Linked DNA regions of Homo sapiens: region 1 is linked to region 2. The links are chromatin loops, found by intact Hi-C in ENCODE. Cell type or tissue: B cell. All regions are shown on one strand.

Region 1 (8,000 bases), 140 kb before region 2:
TGATCTTGAATTTCAACCATGCTACATCCTCTTTGGAAGACACTGGAAAAGAGCTTGGCCTCGCTGCCTGGATCATAATACTCAGGAGTATCTTTTCTTTGTACATAAAGAAACCTTTTAATACCTCACAGGCTTTTTGTTAGGATTACATGTATGCAGCATGTATGCACCATAACCTAATAGAGTATTTAACACACGCAAGCCATCAGTCTGCTTGCTGGTAGAGATATCATCTTTAAAAAACTCAGTATATGCATTAAGAGAAGTCCCTAGTGGGTGTCCTTAGAAAGATTTTGAGGCAGTTTAAAGGTGGAGAAACATTGTCTTCAAATACATAGTTAAATGACTTAATTTAAAAAAGATTTAAAAGAAAAGTTCAAAACTATGTACATCAGACAATTCATAATAAGTTGTGGATTTGCTATACTTATGATCCGTTATGCCACTTGTTCTTTTTGACACATTTATCTATTCCGTTGACTTTAATCAGACAATGGCAACTCCCTCTTTGTCCTCATATTATTGCCTTGGACTTTTCTAAAATTTCAATGAGGAAGACTACTTTAATCTTAGGAAATCGATAGCTCTACAACTGAGAAAGTCAACATTTAATTGGGTTGTATGTATCAGAGGATAAGTTTATTTTATAGAAAGAAGAAAAGTTATCAAGCTTAGTTATCAGAAATGAAGTTAATTAGTAAATTTCAGAGGTACTTTGGTAATTACTGATTTTAAAAAGAGAAATAAATGGACCCAGGGGAGAGAAAAAAGAAAGAGAAAGAGAGGGAGAGAGAGGGGGAGAGATAGAGGAAGAGAAAGAGAGAGAGATTGGACACAAGCAGAATTATGGAAATTTTATCATTCTTTTGACCACTGGAGTAAGATGAATTAAGTAAGACCACAAGGGAAATTAAGTTAGTAAAAGTCAGGTGTCACCTAAGGCTGGAGTTGTGTCAATGCCACTCCTTGTACCACCACCAACACCCTTACCATAAGGTGATTACAGTTAAATGAGAAAAACAAATGCAAATAGAATAAACAGCAACTAGAGGAGATGATATAAGTGGTCTAATGGGCACCCTTTGTAAAAAGTCCTGAGGAGGGGTCTAGAAGGGGTCTGTGCCATAAATAAAAGTGAGTTTATGAAATTAAAAAGAAAGCCTCCCTTGGATATAGAAAGATTGCCATGTGCTTGAGAGAGCTTCTGGTTAAAGCTCAAGCCTCGTGCTTCTCCCAGTGAGTTGCACTGAAGTCAGTGTAATCAATCAGTCATGTTGTGTGTACTCGTGGAGTCTTTAATCTTTCAGCATCACAGGCTGGGAGGAATGTTCGGGTACAAAATGGCAGAATCTCATCCTTCTGAGCATCTGTGTAAGGAGATTTGGAGAATTCATAGCAATTGCAGCTCCTTTGATTCAGCCTGGTCTCTGCCTTTGCTCTTGCCCAGGAAACCAGTTTTTATCCACAACCAGAGGGAGGCAATAGAGAAGGAAGATCCCCATAATGATTTGCATTGTGTATATTTTGAAAATGACTTTATTAAAAAACAATTGTAGAAAGCATTCTAGTTTTGTAAAAGGGAGAATAAATATGTATATGCATTTTCAGATCAATTTTATTACTTCATGCTTATGAAATTACATGATAACTGCCCTGCTTAGAGAAATAGTAAAATGTTGACATTGATGATCTTTAAATATAGATATGCCAATTTAGGAAGCTAAGTTTCTTGTGTTGACTGACGAATTAACATGGAATTCTGGGTTTTCTAGAGTGTGTTTAATATGATACAATTAAAGTATAATACCTCTGGCTAGTGTGAAATAGAGTGGGCTGTTAGGGAACATAAGTCAGGGACTGTCATGTGAAGCCCTCAGAAACAGATGGAAGATCCTTTGCAAGCCTGGTAACCCATCAAACCTTAGATACTTGGCTTTTTTGGAGACATCTTGTTAAGGTGTTTGGTTAAATTTCAGAAAACTCCAATTCCAATCCCCTTTGTCCAGCACTGACCACTAATTTATAGTAAGAAAACTCATCTAATACTATTTTAATGAAAGGCTGAAAAAAGCAGATGGGCACAAAGAAGTAGATTGCCAATAATTCAGCAAAAGTAAAGTGGCAGTTTTCCCTTGGTGGTACACAGAAAATTTTCCAGTTACACATTGTATTGTGCCCACTCGTAGCTGCCGTTCATGCTTCGTCTTCAAGTATGCAAAATAATTATGGAAAACAGCAGCCTCACAAAAGCCACACTTATAAAGACAGGCATTAAAACTACCTTTCATTCATACTTTTGCCTTGCTGCTGTTTGGAGTTCCTTGTCTAAGAGAACTTCGAAAATCTGTTTGGGATTCCTACCATTTCTTCAAATTCCTCAGAAGAACAATTGTATTCTGGGCAATATGATTAACGTCATAAATATTTCTCGAAGTGGCTACTATTCAGAAAGCTTAAACCCAGCGTAGGTATATGAAAGATAAGCATTGTGAAATGGAGATACTCAAATGAACTCACCTAAGTACTGGTAAACCCTTTGAGTTTTTAATTTTCATCTTTTTTACTTTGCAAGATGGCTGGAAAGTATGATGAGACTAAAAATACATTTCCAAAATAGGATAGATTTGCAAAAAAAAAAAAAAATAGTGTTTTCTCAGCTACATGTTCAATCCTGCAAGATTTTCATGTTTATCTAAGTTTTCTCACATGCCTCAGTTTTGATAACTATGCTTCACATGCAGAGAAGGAAAAAATTCAGGGCTTAATATTTTGTTTCATTTGTATCTTTTCCTTTTTATTTTTTTTTTGCTTGATAAAAGTGCTTACCAAGATCAGTCATGTTTCTCTAAAGGTGAAGACAGGAGGAAATGTGTAAACAATTGGTAGAACAAACAGGAGAGTTGCTTATTTTATTCCATCAATTACGGCGTCCCAAATCATTACAACCTCTTGCCACCTGTTTCTGTCATTGTCTCCTCCCTCCTGCTTCCTCCTTCTTCGGTTCCATTGTTGGAAGGGCTACTCAAAGGTTTCAGGAAACTAATCACACTGCACTGTTTTTAACACGTCTCTGCCCTGCGAGCCTTTCAAACAATTAGTCTCTTTGCAAGTGTTCAAAGATGTAGTACATTTTGCCAAGATTGTAAACTCTCCAGATTCCTTGCTTCCTGTTCCTGATCTACATTAACCCAGTCTTTTAAGGCTTTATTTCCAGTGGCTGATGAGAACAGAGACAGAAGATGGCACTGTTGACTCATTATCAAAAAGTCAGCAATTGCTTTAGAAAAAAAAATCTTCCATGTTAGAAAAACACAGTATTATTAGAAACTGGAAGTGAGACTACATATATAATGAAACCCAATTTTTGAATATTGTAAGAGGAAATATCAATTAAAAATTAGAGAAAGTAAACTAAGCAGTGAGAAAGTCTCACTGACTTAAATTTTCAGGAAGAGCTTGTTTCATATGGAATTCAGTTCTAGTTACATGCAGCAGAGGGATAAGATGAGATACTTGGGGTTTGGTTCAACTCCACTCTCACAAACCACAAGGCATTAGACACATTACTTAACCTCTCCCTGAGTCTAAATGTCCTTATTGTAAAATGGAGATAATAATACTTATTCTGTATGATCATTTTTTGCAATGAATGAGCACATAGTAAAAGTTCATTAATGCTGCTAGAATGTAAGTCTTTGATTATCTTGTTAATAACTCTATCAACACCAAATAGCACAATACCCAACCTAGAAAAGCTGTGTAGAAATTGATTGAGTGAAAAAAACAAAACTTAACTGAATTTTGTGTTAACTTACTGATGGTACTTAAACAAGAAGCAGGGCACATGTAAAAAATAATTAATTGGTTACCAATTTGATCGTTACAGCACTTGGCTATTTCAATCTGTCCTTTTTCTTAGGGAAATTTAATTATTTCCAATTAAACTATTGAAGATGTCTCATCATTAATAGGGAAATTTTTATATAGATTTTCAGAAGCACTAGCAGACAGCTATTTTATTTAGACAGGCAGAAATTAAAGTATTGTTTTTTAATATTCTCTTCTATTTCTTATTATAATTGTAACCATTATACCATAGCCTACCTTTCCTTTGAGAAATTTAAATGGGAAAATAACATATGGTAGAATATTTTGCCCCTCTTGTTTCCCTAAAATTTAAAGCAAAGACACATTATTTGTGCTCAGTCTACACTAATTAAACATGAATATTTTACATTAAGATACATAGAAATGAAAGGCTTACTTATCCTGTAATATTTTACGTTGTCATAATATTAACTTTAAGCATCAGGAGTTATTTAGACATCATTAAATGTATACATGTTTATTTTCATAATCCCTATGTATGTGATAGAGCTATTTAGCAAAAGTCAATTTTCTCTTTTGGGGCACACAGCCAGCCTACTTTCTTGGTCTTCTTTGCATTTGGGTTTGGACATATGACTAAATTGCAGAGAATGGAATGTGCATGAAAGCAATGCATGCCGTTTCTGTATCGACTCTTGTAGGAAGAAAGTATGCTTCCTACCCCAAAAGATCTGTATTTCTTTGTACTCACTAGATGCAAATGACAGATAGACCCTAAAGGGTACAGAGCCACAAAATGGAAAGAATCTGGGTTGATGAATCTCCACATAAAGGAATTCATCCTTTGCTTAGTAACTGCTAGGTAAGTGGGAAATCAGCTTCTCTTTGTTCTATTAGTTTTTATCACCCCAAATAATATGCCTGTAAAAAATAGTGAGCTAGCAATCACAGCATAACATATGATTTACTGTCACTCTTTAGAACATTCTAGGCTAAAATAGGGACACCAAGTAATAAGTGCCTTTTGACAGAAAGGCCAGGATGCTCTGCTCATTCAGCTAATCAGCAATTCTATATAGTATACGCTCACTTTTCATTAACTTATTTTTTTAATTAAAAATACCAAATAGTAGCTCACTGAGTGTTAATATTTGGGTACATTCGCACAGATATCTGGGCTTCACCTCATTATGTTTCTACTCTATTTCCTCCATTAATCTGTCCAATGGAGGAAGGATATTTAAAATTAAAATTGATGGCATCCACTTAAACTTTCCAAAGAGTGGGGAGTGAGGGGCATAATATTTATTTCTTATTCATTACTTTTTCTTCTTCTCTCAGAGTTTAAGTGTAGCAAGAAGGGAGAATTAGAAATCCTATTACAGTATTTTTTTTTTAACCATAGAAGAAGAGGACCCAGAGAGGTGACATGTTGAGTGAAACACAATATTCAGCCTTTAAAGGTACAGACATTCTTCATAAACCTTGACAGATGCATCCAAATGTTTTTGGTGTAATTTACAGTGAGGGTCACATGCTGATTCTTTTCCATTCCCTGCTCCTCACTTCCTGCTCTGTGCCTCAGGAGAATGGTTCATGTAGATGCTGTCTTTCTGGCTTCCAGTTAGACTTAGCTAGGGGGAAGTACTTGCAGAAAGTGGATGATAGAAGGGGAGAGAGGGCAGGGTATCTCTTCTCTTGCTCACCCCCTCTTCTGCACAGGATTTTGGAAAGCCCTGATATGTTCTCTAGCACCTGGAGCTGCTGCCATGCATTCCTTTCTTGCCCTTTCAGTCTTAGGGAAGGAATGGCTTCCTTGCTTTGCCAATCCGTGAGTGTTGCTGCCTCCATTTTTGCTACCTTTAAATAGTCGAAATGGTTGACCAGCAAATGGACACCACAGCATAACCAAGTTGCCACATAAATGTAACTATAACATAAAGCCTGAGAATCTTGGGTTTAGAAATGAAGAGCCATTTCCACAAATGAAGCAAAAGAAGAGCAGGCCTTCTTTTTTTCCATGACCTATGGATAATTTTGCCTAATAATACCATCTATGTAAGAGGGCGATAAAGGAATAATAAGGTTAGAAAAAAAGCAGACCTTCTGTTAAAAATAGACCTTTTTGATAGAAATTCTTTAGCTGAGGTAACACAATGTCTTTTGTCTCAGGTATTATGGTATCCAAAATTGAGTGATAACCCATTAGGGATAGCTGAAGAAAATAGAGATCTATACTGAAGGCAAACGCTAATGTGTTTAAAGTATCCTGAGAGTGAGACCCTCTGCTTTCTGGCAGTTAGCAGAGGTTGTATGTGTTAAAGGCAGCTGGGTTTGTCATCAGTTAAAAGAAACAAGAGAACAAGAATGTGATGTATAAGGCAAGGCAAATGTTCCAGTATCACTTCCCAAAAGTATACAGCCTAAGAACAAGAAAGTCTATGGTTTTGAGTTTTGCAGGCAAAATGGACAATTTAAACAACTTCAAGAGAGCACCTTCTATAGTTTGGGGTTTATGATACAAAACCTCAGTAACTAACTAACTAACTTTGTGCTGGGTGGGGGCTTGAAATTTTTGGTGTTAGGTTTTCTAAAAGACCTTAACCTTTATGAGAGACCTATTAATATTTTAAGGCTTTAAAATGTTATTATGTTTGAGAAAAATAACTATGCAGTCTGTATGGCTATAAAGATAAACTGGAGATCAAAATGTCATTAATAGATAAAAACTCAAATTCAATTTTAGATAGATTTTTAGAACAGTGAAGGCTCTCCATAGCAGCAATAGGAAGCTATGTGAGGTGGTGAACATTTTAGTATTACGTATGGTTTAGCAGAAATAATATGGTCAGGGAAATAAATACAGGCATCGTGGTTGAACTTCATGGGATTAGGCTAGATGATGTAAAGGTCTTACCTCATTTTAAGATTTTATAATTTTAAAATTTATATTCCCCATACTGAAAAATATTATGCTTATGTATACCAGAAGGCATAAATTAACATACACTTCACGTATCTCACTATTATGATTTTTTGATATTACATATAAAGTAGGATCCATAAAGTGTAAAGTTTCAGACAGAGTTTATTTTTAGTTGCCGTACTTCTTTTCTTCATATTTGATGGCATAATTCCTATTTCAAATTATAGCCATTTAAGACTTTGCAAGGGAGTTAAGCTAGAAATTTTTCTGTTTTTAGGATACTATATGCAAACATGGAGGCTGTCAAATAAAATTTTGGAAGCTGAGAAATAAAAAAAAATTACTTTTAAACACAAGGAATCTCATGGAGTTAAAATGAGCAGTTTTGTCTCTTTCCCAGGCTTTTGGACATCACTGGGTTATAAAATTACTTTTATACTTTAAAGAGAGAAGACTGACATAGGGTTGTCGATGTTGTTTTTCAGCTACATCTATCTTAAAGAAAAGTGAATATAAAATAACTAAACTTTATTGCCACCATTTCATATAAAAGGAGAATCTTAATATATAAAACCATAATTAATTCCCTGGGTTGTATTAAAAATATTAAACAACTGATATAGTACTTGTACTAATTGGCCGATTGGCATAGACATTAGCTGCCATATTGGTAAATACCATCTAAAAATTAGCATTTGATAAATATAATCTCAGGATAAAGCACAACTTTTTATGTTTAATATTTTTGTTTTGTGAAAACTTATAATTCTGTATTTTTCTCCATTTTCCAGGATGCATAAACATCTTGGTAGACCTTAGGTCCAAGATAAAAATTTACAATGTTGATGTAAGATAACGCCGCATATCTACAACTATCTGATCTTTGACAAACCTGAGAAAAACAAGCAATGGGGAAAGGATTCCCTATTTAATAAATGGTGCTGGGAAAACTGGCTAGCCATATGTAGAAAGCTGAAAGTGGATCCCTTCCTTACACCTTATACAAAAATTAATACAAGAGGGATTAAAGACTTAAACGTTAGACCTAAAACCATAAAAACCCTAGAAGAAAACCTAGGTAATACCATTCAGGACATAGGCATGGGCAAGGACTTCATGTCTAAAACACCAAAAGCAATGGCAACAAAAGACAAAATTGACAAATAGGATCTAATTAAACTAAAGAGCTTCTGTACAGCAAAAGAAACTACCATCAGAGTGAACAGGCAACCTACAAAATGGGAGA
Region 2 (8,000 bases):
CTCAAACATAAGTAATCCATAGAAACGGTCTGTTAATCTGCAAATTTGCAGAAACCATTTCTAGAACATTATCAGTGACTCAGATATGTACAGTTCCAAAATCAAGTAAACTTCAAGGCAATTAAGTAAAACTCTTTTTATCTAACAGCTGTACAATGAGCTGCTATGGTTATTGAGACAGTCTGATTAAAGCAATATTAGAGCATATTTTAAAAATCACACTGAGAGTAATTCAATGTGGTTTAGTAGGCACTTCTATATTTTGTAGTGACCAAGGGATAGATAAATGAGTGAATGACATGCAGCAAAGTAGACACAAAAAGGTAGAAGATTACATTTGTGATGTATTTACATGGCAAATGAAATCTCTTTTACCATCTGATATGGTTTGGCTGTGTCCACACCCCAAATTTCATCTTGAATTGCCATCTAAACTGTAGTCTCCACCTGTCTCGGGAGGGACCTGTGGGGGATGTTTGGATCATGGAGGTGGTTTCCCCCCATGCTGTTCTTGTGAGAGTGAGTGAGTTCTCATGAGATCTGATGGTTTCATCAGCAGTGGTTTCCTCTTTCTGTCTCTCTGTCTGTCTCTCTGTCTGTCTGTCTCTCTGTCTGTCTCTCTCTCTCTCTTTCCGTCTCTCTCTCTCTCTCTCTCTCACCTGCCACCCTGTAATATGTGCCTGCTTCACCTTCTGCCATGATTGTAAGTTTCCTGAGGCCTCCCCATCCATGTGAAACTGTGAGTTAATTAAACCTTTTTTCTTTATAAATTACCCAGTTTCAGGCAGCTCTGTGTAAAAACAGACTAATACACCATCTTAATGTCAACTGATTTTTCTGAAAATTTTAAAATAGAATATAGTGGAGATGGTGATTTTCCTGCTACTTAAGAAATGGTTTTATGAACTTGAATTTTGCACATGCCTTTTTAATGGAAGAAGCTATAGAGTACAATAATATTTGTGATGTAAATTCTCTGAGCAAAATCCATTTTGAGTATCTATCTAATAATAAGAAAACATTTACAAGTATACATATAAACACACATATGCATACATGTATTATGTATATGTACATGTAATATACTGAGGTCAACTACATGAAGGTCATTAAGTGTTTTATATATAACATGTACTTAATTATCAAAACTCTATTCATTTAATAATAATATTTTACAAACAAATATGAGGCTTAGGGGAACCAGCTGAATTTCTGAAAATTACACCCCTATAAGTGGGAAAGACAGAACGAACACATAGTTTATCTAACTCAGAGGATGAGCTCTTAATGCTATAGCATTCCTCCTCTTTCCTAGGCTCTGTCAAATCACTTCCATAGAATTTTATTTGTTTAAGATCTGTCCGCAAACACAAAAAAAGACTAGCAGTTCTTCACTTAATTACAGATTTTTAGTAATCATAACACATTAAGGTTGACAGATGCAGACATGTTAGCCAGCTCTTCCTCATTCTTATAAATTATGAATTAAAGCAGCAATGCTATCAGATGCATGGCTTCGATAGCACTGTTAGAATTATATGATGTCAGTTTTATTTTAATCAAACTTTCAACCAAAGTCTTAATATTTCCATTGCACATTTGTACAATGGACTTCATTTGCTTTTATAAGTTTTTGAGTTAAGTTACATCACTGGAATCCAAAGAATACAGAGTGGTAGAAATCATCTTTTGCTTCATCTAACTTCATCTACCTCCACAGAGAAGAGGAAACAAAAATTCAGAGCTCAATAATTTACCATGTCAATAAATAACTAAACTTCTCTGCTAAGAATGTAAGTCTGTGGAAATAACCCTGGACTTTAGAAACCACTGTTCCAGATGCATAATGTTTTTTAGAAATACCTTACTCGAATATTAAAACTAAGCACTGTCTTTCAGCCTAGAATTCTAGGAATGGATAATTAGCAATGAAACCAAATTTTTAATTACATGTTTTGTTTTATAATGTTAGCTGATACTCACATTTAGGAAGGAACCCAAAGAAATATAGCCAGTATTTAGGAGGGAACTCAAAGAAAATTAAAAATATTTTAAATATATCGAACTTTATTTATGCATTGTGTTTAGAGTTTGCACTTTAAGATTTTCTTATCCTGCTATTTGTTTTTTAAGCCAAAGATTTCTTGTGCCAGACTGATGGAAACTGTGGTAAGAAAAAACTGGGGTAAAAAAATTGAAAAAGTTTTGAATCAAGAGGCTTTTCCTTAGAGCAGAAGCATTCCTGATTCACAGGTGATGCTAATGCTTTCTGATCACCCATAATTTGATCTTTCTAAAGGTCCTATGATTACAGGTTTTTCTGTGATAAATTCAATCTCAGATTACTCATATATCAAATTAGAAACGCCAGATGCATCTTCTCTTTTGGACAAACTCTTGATGTATAATTGCCTTTCCAATAATGCATGTCTCCTTATATCAGTCTTTATATTCTGCGAAAAAAAATCAGCCCTTGTTTGTATGTTCTAATTATCTGGTTTGGCAAGAAATTCAAACTGAAGCAATCTTTGCCTTTGCACAATAAATTTATTGCTTTGTTAAGGAAAACATTATTTTTTCTTTTACTTATATAATAAAGCACAATAAACAAATCTGAAGTCATACTATACTATATATCTATTTAAACGGAATTGTATTTTGTATTACAACTGCTCTTAAAATAATAAATTAGAAAAATAAAATGCATTCCAAGCACAGATTTCAGGGTCAAGTTGCTTTTCTAATGGTAATAAGTTGTATATATGTAGCAGCTTCTTTCTAAGACTCTCAAAGGGCTTTATCATGCTAAGGTTGAAATTCAATTTATGTAATTTCAAATCAAATATAATTATCTCTACATTTGAGATGAGAAGATTGCTTTGTTTTATAGTACTTTAATGAATAATTGTAGCTTTGTTTATAGCTTCAACTTCTGGATTGCTTTTAAAGCTCAACAATTATATTTAAAAGTCCAGACTCTATTTTTTAACTTCTATTAACTTCATCTAATTCACTAAAGACTTTGTTCCCCTTTCCCTGAATGCCTGTCATTAATCACTTTGAATTCCACCTCTGCAGAGCTTAACTATCTAACACTCTACTGCCTCAGTCTGTCTTGTTATCATTTATCTTTCCTTCCCCTCCAAGTTACCTATCTATCCACTGCCATGGACACTGTTAAGGTTTGAATGTTGGTGTGCCCCACAGATTCTTATGTTGAAATGTAATAGCCATTGTGACAGTGTTAAGAGGTGGAGGCTTTAGGAGGTGATGAGGGCATGACTGGAATTAGTGGTCTTGTAAAAGATGCTTGAGAAACCCTGTTTGTCCCTTCCACCGTGTGAGGATGCAGCAAGATGGTGCCAACTGTGAAGGAGAGAGCAAGCCCTCAACAGACACTGTGTCTGCTGGCAACTTGATCTTACACTTTCCAGCCACCAGAATGTGAACAATACATTTCTGCTGTTTACAAATGACCCAGTCTAAGGCATTTTGTTACAGCAGCTCAAATGGACTAAGACAGCCCCCTGCTGGATGTATCATCTTCAGATTTTGGGCTACCTTTGGAATTTTATTTCTAGAAGTTTGTTTCCCAACTGCAACCTCTTATCTTCCATAATACTTGCTTAAAAATCTCAATATCTCAATTATTTAATTTCATTGTAAGTTTTAGGCCATTATTCTCATGCTATTTTCATGATGATTTAGTATCTTTTGGCATTCCTTTTTTCTTTTGTCTAACCTAGATTCCATTACGCAACATTATAATTCCTGTTGTAAATACCCTTGGCCACTATATATTACAATCACTATTACTATCACAGTTGTTCTCCCTGAGTCCTCACAAATTTCATCTCCACTCCCCTAGTGAAAGCCACCATCAGCTCTGTTATCTTACTGTTACAGCCACGGAAAGGGTCTTCCCACTTTTTATATAACTCTGCAATATCAACACAGCAAACTGAATGACTTTTCAAAAATATAAATTGCACAATTTATCTTTTATGTTTATGAAGGGCCAACGTTTGCTTATTACTTGAAATAAAATATGAATTCATGTCTGTCTTCGATATCATCCAATGTGATATACTCTGAAGCTAAACTGAACTTCTCTTAATTTCTTCACATTAACCAAGGGCTACCACACTTTTCTGGACTGCTCTTCCCCCTGTGGTTCCTATAACTATCTTTTTCTTGATTTTTTTTCTTTTTGAGATGGAGTTTTGCTCTTGCCCCCAGGGCTGGAGTGCAATGGTGCCATCTCCGCTCACTGAAACTTCCGCTTCCTGGGTTTAAGCAATTCTCCCGCCTCAGCCTCCTGAGTAGCTGGGATTACAGGTGCTCACCACCAAGCCCAGCTAATTTTTGCATTTTTAGTAGAGATGAGGTTTCGTTTTGTTGGTTAGGCTGGTCTCAAACTCCTGATCTCATGTGATCCACCTGCCTCAGCCTCCCAAAGTGCTGGTATTATAGGTGTGAGCCACTGCACCTGGCCATTCTTCTTGATTTTTAAATCTCCCATTCAATATTGCTTCCACAGAAAAGCCAGTTCCAGTCACCTTTCTAAAGTAAACATGTGCACATTACCCACTATTTGTTTTCTCTGTTTATTTGAATTTTCTATTCATTTGTTTTCTTTCATAACATATAAAACAAACAGTAAACATAAACTAATAAACTGGGATAATGTGTACTTCTGTCATCTTCATATTCCCCATGCCCAGCATATTGCCTGGTAAAAAGAAACATCCAAAAATATTTGTTTACTAAACGTCACTAAAGCAATTTTAGGATGGCTTAGAAATTCTAAGCTGTTGGGTTCATGCTATGATCATGTAGCATTTAAGACCAAATCTTACCTCATGGGGTCAAAATAAAAAAAGTATAATAAATTTCCTACCCTTTATTTACCTAGAATAACCAATACCATGTTTTCCTGCACTGTGATCCATGATAATATTTTCGCCTGGAGTATCAAATCAATTGTGTCAGAGTATTATTAATACTTTAATTTGATCTGCTTATGTCCTCATGAGATGAGCTATTAAAGTCTGTAATCAGTCCCAAATAAATTTGCTTCTGCATGGTTTACATGGACTGCAAAACAGTATTTATTAAAATAAATATTCACTGTTTATACATATTCAAAACATACAGTCACATTTAGGTTATGGAAAATAATTGTTAAAATTATAGATTTTCAAATTTTTACCTAAAATATAAATGAATATTATATTTTTCCACTTTTATAAAATTGAGAGTAGAAAATCTAACTGTGCTATCAGTAGTAATTAAAAAAAAGAGGCATAAGAATTTAGCATTGTCATCAAAATAGGTAATTCTAGAATTACATAAATAATATGTAAGCATATTATACTGCATGCTCATTAGCCCTAACATGATAAACAGCTTAAAATAAAAAATAAAAAAAGAAGTGGTGTTGGAAACATAAAAAATAAGTACTTGAAATTCTTGTTATCTTAATAAGTTTAATATTTCTTAAATTTACGTATGTGCCATGCACTTGTACAAAATATGAATACTAAAAACACTTTTTTAAAAAATACTAAATCAATACATTTTAGTTAGGAAATTTAAAATATATATATTAAGAAATAAAAGAATGTTGATGATTAAGTTGCTCAGATTATTTTAATTATAATTTAACTGTGGAATAATCTAATATTTGACTGATTTTTCTGGTTAAGAGAGTGAATTGAGGCCAGGCACAGTGGCTCATGCCTGTAATCATAACTTTGGGAGGCCGAGGTGGGTGGATCACCTGAGGCTGGAAGTTCGAGACCAGCCTGGCCAACATGGTGAAGTTCTGTCTCTACTAAAAATACAAAAAATTAGCTGGCTTTGGTGGTGGGCACCTGTAATCCTAGCTATTTGGAAGGCTGAGGCAGGAGAATTATTTGAACCTGGGAAGCAAAAGTTGCAGTGAGCTGAGATCATGCCACTGTGCTCCAGCCTGGGCAGCAGAGCAAGACTCCATCTCAAATTAAAATAAATAATTCTATTATAAAGACACATGCACACATATGTTTACTGTGGCACTGTTCACAATATCAAAGACTTGATAACAACCCAAATGCCCATCAGTGATAGACTGGATAAAGAAAATGTGGCACATATACACCATGGAATACTATGCAGCCATAAAAAAGGATGAGTTCATGTCCTTTGCAGGGACATGGATGAAGCTGGAAACCATCATTCTCAGCGAACTAACACAAGAACAGAAAACCAAACACCATGTGTTCTCATTCAAAAGTGGGAGTTGAACAATTAGAACACATGGACACAGGGAGGGGAACATCAACACCAGGGCTTGTTAGTGGGTGGGGGGCTGGGGAGGGATAGCATTAGGAGAAATACCTAATGTAGATGATGGGTTGATGGGTGCCGCAAACCACCATGGCACATGTATACCTATGTAATAAACCTGCACGTTCTGCACTTGTACCCCAGAGCTTAAAGTAAAATAAAAAATAAATAAAAATATAATAAAATAATATTAAAAAAAGAGTGAATTGAAAGGACTAAATTTGCAGACTCAGAATGAACACAAACAATGGAACATTGCATTAGTCTATTATAACAGATTAGCAGTGTAGCTTAAAGTGCTTAAACTGCTCAGGAAGTTTAAGCTGCATTTAATGCAATATAATGAAGGCTATAGCACATTCAAAAGTTGGATTACATTGACTGACAACCATTAATGGTTGTTTGAATTGACTAGTCAATGTAATCCAACTTTTGAATATACTATAGCCTTCATTATATTTAAATATATAGAATACTCTTTTAGCATTATGCCAAAATAGAAGTTATGGGAGATGTGGAAGATATGAAGGGGCTTAAACTTTTCTCAACAATAAACGTCAGCCAGTGAGGAGGCTCGATGTCTTCACTTTAGTCTCTTCTAGTCTTGTTTTCATAAGAAATTCATAAATTCTCCTATTTATGTAATAAATAGGGTTAGGAAAGTTTAAAAAATAAAATAAAATGCCTCCCCTACCTTTGAAAAATAAAACAGTTGACTGTCTTATTATTTTTCCTATGTATTTTTGATTGAAACATATCTGCTACTAAGTAATGCAAAAAATTTTTAGTGTTTTGAAATAACAAACCAAGGCACAAGTGTGAGAATTCAGTTAGAGAGATCTCTTTATTAACAGGGGATTTACAAATCTACAACTTGCCATAGTGCCTGATAAGAATAGAAATAGGAAAAGTCCTATGGGCTGAATGTTTGCATCACCCCCAAAAAATCAAATGTTGAAATCATAAACCCCAATGTGATGATTTTGGGAGGTGGTGCCTTTGAGACGTAATTGGGCTACGAGGGTGGAACCCTCATTAGTAACATTAGTGCCCCTATAAGAAGAGACACATGTTTGCTCTTGCTCTCCCCTCTCTACCATGTAAGGATGCAGCAAGAAGACAGCCATGTGCAACCAGAAGGAGGGCTCTCACCAGACACTGGATCTGGTGGCACCTTGATCTTGGACTTCTCAGCCTCTACAACTGTGAGAAATACATGCTTGTTGTTTAGCTATCCAGTCTATGGTATTTTTGTTACAGAACCCTCAACTAAGACAAGAAGTATAGGGTGCCAATTAGCTTAAATTACTATGTTGGTGGGAGCAACTGAAATCTTTATCTGCAATTCCAACTTCACTCTTGACCTGTTGATCTATATCCTGAACATCATTCACCCATTGGCTATATTTTTGTTGTCCATAGGCCAACCTCCAAAGGCAGAGAGGGAAGAGCCCTTCATAATCTTTTTTATTAATTTTCCTTCACATTCCTACTCCAGAAATTGGACATGCCTGGATTCCCAGATTTTCTCTTTTTTTTTTTTTTTTTTTTTTTTGAGACAGTCTCTCTCTGTCACCTAGGCTGCAGTGCAGTGGTATGATCTCGGCTCACTGCAACCTCCACCTCCCTGGATCAGACAATTATCGTGCCTAAGGCTCCTGAGTAGCTGG

The links. Peaks named below come from ENCODE experiments on the same cell type or tissue, not always from the same donor. Only the 100,000 strongest peaks of a DNase experiment are listed, where the experiment ranks them.
Region 1: a loop joins it to region 2, with 5 times the contacts of the local background. A loop is called at or near these places in 14 of 110 quality-filtered maps.

Annotation. Positions count from the first base shown.
Region 1 is chr21:25,035,186-25,043,185 of GRCh38, reverse strand. The region is part of intron 3 of LINC01692 (long intergenic non-protein coding RNA 1692); the gene reads right to left. Among named protein-coding and RNA genes, the nearest start is that of LINC01692, 200 kb to the right of the region's middle. In B cell, CTCF peaks have their summits at 3,020 and 3,221 (motif pointing right); a DNase peak (open chromatin) is centred at 3,235; H3K4me3 peaks cover 982 bases; H3K27ac peaks cover 709 bases.
Region 2 is chr21:24,891,850-24,899,849 of GRCh38, reverse strand. All of the region lies in intron 2 of LINC01692 (long intergenic non-protein coding RNA 1692), which reads right to left. Among named protein-coding and RNA genes, the nearest start is that of LINC01692, 55 kb to the right of the region's middle. In B cell, a CTCF peak has its summit at 3,518 (motif pointing left); a DNase peak (open chromatin) is centred at 3,489; H3K27ac peaks cover 321 bases.